Linked DNA regions of Homo sapiens: region 2 is linked to region 1. Evidence: chromatin loops called from intact Hi-C (ENCODE). Cell type or tissue: heart left ventricle. All regions are shown on one strand. Region 1 overlaps LOC102724081 (a long non-coding RNA gene). Region 2 overlaps LOC105373734 (a long non-coding RNA gene).

Region 1 (2,500 bases):
ACCTGAGTACCTGGTACCACCAAGGTTGTTCCAAGGAAGGTAGTTTATATCACTTCAAGGCAGGGTTGTTGGGACAACCAAGCAAAAATGGCTTAAAGACTATACTTACCTTCCATAACTGCAAGGGGCATCCGTGGCGAACCAAAAGATCTCTCAGTTGAAGACCAGGTGACCCCAGATGAGATGTCAATCAAGATCTACCCCCTCTGAGTTCTTTAAAAATGGAACCTCCATTCTTGACTTCATAATGGCTTTATTGCAAACTTCACAGACCTTCCTGCTAGCACAGCGCTAAAAAAGAGCATCATTTCAGACTGCATTCTGATTGGGAGAAACAATCAGGAATTAGATTAGGCAGAACTGAGTTAGAACCCCTATCCCACCACTTCCTAACTGGGTGCCATTGGGCAAATTACTTACTCTCTCAGATCCTATGTCTTTGTATTTAAAGGATAATTTTAAGATGAAATTAAATATCCTGGTGAAAGCATTAAATAAGGAGTCTGGTACATGTTAGGTGGGCAACAAGTGCTGGAAATAATGGATCATGATATTTAATTTAAAGTTGTAGGTGGTGGGGGGGTGATTGTTAAAATAATGTAAAAGACACTTGTGAAATTTCTCTGTGGATACAGTGTAATACAAATTCAAAGTAAAAAGGAGTTAGTCCCATTACCAGAAAGAATACAAAAACAAGCAGCAACAAAAGCAACAAACAAAAAACAAAAAGACTCCTGGTAATTCATAAACACAGATGTGTTATCTTAAAGACTGGGATTCAAATTGCCAAGGACATTATTTTTTGATAAAGCAGTGCAAGTGAATACGAAAGATATGCAAATACCCCTGTCAAGCAGCTCAGAGCTACCTCCTAGCACTGTCGTCAAACCCTCCGTAACTCCCCAGTGCTGTTCCTGCCCTTTCCAGTCTTGTCTTTCACCGACTCCCCTTGACCTTTCAGCTCTGGTGAACTTGGATTCCTAACCTTGCATTTGTTTTCCCCAGTTCAGCATTCTTAATATTGTCATTCCATATGTGTCTCTCGAAATCCTTCTCCTATCCCTACCTACAACCCTACCAACTTTCTCATCCTTCAAGACTTGATCAAATCTCCCCTCCTCTAAAGCCTCCTCAGAATCATCACTTTCTGCTCCGAAATCCCAAGGTACTTCTCTTCTGTAGAACTAATTTGGCCAGCTAATTAGAGTGGGCATGTGTCATTCTTTTAGGCTGCTCCACATCTGAAGCCCTTTCCTAAGTTTGAGGGAAGCAGAACCTGCCTATGGAAGCTGAAGAAGCTTGAACATTTTCCCAGCCTCCCCTGCAGTTAAGACAAGGGCACGTGACAGAAGCTGAGCCAATCAGATGCATTCACCCCACTTGGTTGTGGACGCCAGGGATGTGGAGAAGCAGAGACCCAGCAGTCCTGAGGCAGTTGAGGGTGATGCCTGTGGAGCTGCGTTTGGTTTCCTGAGTCAATGACGGCAGAAAGTCTAGCAGTAGTGGCAACTAGGCACACTGATTGGTCTGTGCTCTGTGGTAGGAGTGGCGAAGTCTTCACCAAACTTCATGGTATGATATGGGGCATTACTTATGGCTACTTATCCCCAAGACTGATTCTCCAGCTTTGCTGAAGGTTTAGGGCCAAAAATAGGAGATTTCAGCATAGTAACTGCTTAAAATGCAATACAAGACCACTCTGGGAATTTCTTACTGCTTGTCTTTTTAGAAACTTGCCTCCAGCCGTGGTTAGTGGGCCTTCTTTCTTCCTAGGTCGTGCCCACAGAGGAATTTATAGCAATATTTTTGGATGTTGCAATGTTTGGGAGTCAATGCTGACATTTGGGAGAGAGCAGAGATACTAGTTTTCCTGCAATGTACAGGACAGCCACACACAATGAAAAATTATCTGTCATCTCCTGTCGTTTTCAAATGTCCCCAGGTTAAAAAAAACACTGTTTATAATTATCTGAGTCTAGAATCTGACTCTGTTTTACATACAAAGACAAAATATTTGGGACTTTTTGAGGGAAGACTGCATTTGGTTTGGAACTCCCTCAAGGGTCTTTGCTATTTAGAGATGTCACATCTTTAAAGATGGCAACAGTGCATGTGGTGTTGTCAAGGCAACACCTGAGGTTCAGAGCTTGAGTGTTACCCTCTTCATTTTCCAGATTCTGTGAGTCCCACAAGCATCTTACTCCTTCATTGTGTATTTTGTAGTGTCCTCCTGGCCAAACACTTGTATATGGTAGACATATTTTTATGTATTCCTCAAATTGCTTCCCTTTTATTTCTCCTTTATATTACCATTAGGAAAGTATATTCAATTTTTTAAGTTCATTTAAATTTTATTTCAAGATAGTCATGGTGACAGTCTAAATTACTTGTTATAAAAATGAACAAGTACCATGACCATGACCCTAAAGCCTTCTCTTATTTTCCCACAGTCTTTCAGCCTATCCCCTCCCAAACCTGTTTGTTACTAAAGATCCATCAG
Region 2 (2,500 bases), 47 kb before region 1:
ACTCAAAATGAATAGAAGGAAGGAAATAATGAAGATAAGTGCAGAAATAAATGAAATAGAGACTGAAAAATACAAAAGATCAATGAAACGTACAATTTTTTTTTTAAAGATAAAATCTACAAATCTTTAGCTGGAATAATTAAGGGGAAAAGTGAGAAGACTCAAATCAATAAAATCAGAGATGAAAAGGAGACATTATAACTGATGCCACAGAAACACAAAGGATCATAAGAGAGTAAAATGAACAATTATATGCCAACAAATTGGATAACCTACAAGAAATGGGTAAGTTTCTGAACACATACAACCTGCAAATATTAAACCATGAAGAAATAAAAAATCTGAACAGGCCAATAACAAGTAATAATACTGAATCAGTAATAAAGTCTCTCATCAAAGAAAAGCCCAGGAGCTGATGGCTTCACTGCTGAATTTTACCAAACATTTAAAGAACTAATACCAATTCTACTCAAACTATTCCAAAAAATTAAAGAGGAGCAATACTTCCAAACTCATTCTGTGGGCCAGCATTACCCTGATAACAAAACCAGATAAGGATACAACAAGAAAATAAAACTACAGGTTAATATTCCTGATGAACATAGATGTGAAAATCCTCAATAAAATACTAGCAAACCAAATTCAATAGCATGTTTAGAGGCAGATGGATCACAAGGTCAGGAGATCGAGACCATCCTGGCTAACAAGGTGAAACCCCGTCTCTACTAAAAATACAAAAAGAAATCAGCCGGGCGTGGTGGTGGGTGCCTGTAGTCCCAGCTACTCGGGAGGCTGAGGCAGGAGAATGGCGTGAACCCGGGAGGCGGAGCTTGCAGTGAGCAGAGATCGCGCCACTGCACTCCAGCCTGGGCGACAGAGCGAGACTCCATGTCAAAAAAAAAAAAAAAAAAAAAAGATCATTCACCATGATCAAGTGGGATTCATCTGAGGGATGCAATGATAGTTCAACATGTGAAAATCAATAAATATGACACATCACATTAACGGAATGAAAGACAAAAACCATATGATCATTTCAATAGATGCAGAAAAAGCATGTGACAAAATTCGACATCACTCCGTGATGAAAACACTCAACAAATTAGGTATGGGAGGAATGTATCTCAACACAATAAAACTCATATATGACAAACCCACAACTAATATCATACTGAATGGAGAAAAGTTGAAAGCTTTTCCTCAAAGATCTGGAGCAAGACAAGGATGCCCACTTTTGCCACTTCTATTCAACGTAGTCCTGGAAGTCCTGGTCAGAGCAATCAGGCAAGAGAAAGAAATATAAGGCATCCAAATTGAAAAGGAAGAAGCTAAATTGTCCCTGTTTGCAGACAACATGATCTTATATACAGAAAACCCTAAAACCCCACTAAAAATATATTAGAAATAATCAATTTAGTAGAGTTGCTGGATACAAAATCAACATACAAAAATCAGTAGCATTTCTATACTCTAACAGTGAACTATCTGAAAAAGAAGTCAAGAAAGCAATCTCACTTACAATAGCCAAAAAAGTAAAATACTTAGGAATAAATTTACCCAAGGAGGTAAAATATCTCCACACTGAAAACTATAAACTATTGATGAAATAAATTGAAAAAGACACAAATAAATGGAAAAATATTTTATCTTCATGGATTGGAAGAATTACTATCATTAAAATGTTCACACTACTCAAAGCAATCTACAGATTCAAGGCAATCCCTATCAAAATATCAATAATATTCTTCACAGAAATAGAATGAACAATCCTAAAGTTCCCATGGAACCACAAAAGTCCTGTAATAAGCAAGGCAATCTTGAGCAAAAAGAACAAAACTGGATGCCTTACACTACCTGACTTCAAGATGTACTACAAAGCTATCATAACCAAAAATAGCATGGTACTGGCATAAAAACAGACACATAGACCAATGGAACGAATAGAGTGCCCAGAAATTAATCTGTGCATCTACATCCAACTCATCTTTGACAAACGTGCCAAGAACACACAATGGAGAAAGGACACTCTCTTCAATAGTATTGGGAAAACTGGATATTTACATGCAGAAGAATGTTATTTCTCACCATATGCAAAAATCAATTCAAAATGAATTAAAGACTTAAATTTAAGACACAAGCCTATGAAACTTTTAGAAGAAAATATAGGGGAAAATCTCCATGACATAGGTCTGGGCAAAGACTTTTTGGATAAGACCTCAAAAGTACAGGCAAGATTTGCAGCTCTGACTTGGCTGGACAGAGCAGCATGTGGAGGCTGGCATCATGGTTTTTCTCTCAAACGACTGCAGGAATAAATCAGGAAACCTGACAGGACCCACAGACCCTCCAAAAGAAGTGGGTTGCTCCTGAAGGACCTGGGAGACACCCCAAGCACTGTACTGGTATCCATGGCTGAGAGACCTACAGACGTTTCACATCACAGGATTCTGCAGACAATCCCCAGTACAAGCCCAGAGTGTGGTAGACTTGCTGGGTGGCT

What was found. Hi-C counts contacts between places; a loop is a spot of excess contacts. Peaks named below come from ENCODE experiments on the same cell type or tissue, not always from the same donor. Only the 100,000 strongest peaks of a DNase experiment are listed, where the experiment ranks them.
Region 2: a loop joins it to region 1, with 2.3 times the contacts of the local background. A loop is called at or near these places in 2 of 110 quality-filtered maps.

The regions. Positions count from the first base shown.
Region 1 is chr2:168,428,835-168,431,334 of GRCh38, forward strand. It overlaps LOC102724081 (a long non-coding RNA gene), which reads right to left. Exons shown (of 4, transcript XR_002959433.2): 2 at 110-291. Among named protein-coding and RNA genes, the nearest start is that of CERS6, 26 kb to the right of the region's middle. In heart left ventricle, no CTCF peak of the experiment used is centred here; a DNase peak (open chromatin) is centred at 1,448.
Region 2 is chr2:168,381,458-168,383,957 of GRCh38, forward strand. The region is part of intron 2 of LOC105373734 (a long non-coding RNA gene); the gene reads right to left. Among named protein-coding and RNA genes, the nearest start is that of CERS6, 74 kb to the right of the region's middle. In heart left ventricle, no CTCF peak of the experiment used is centred here; no DNase peak of the experiment used is centred here.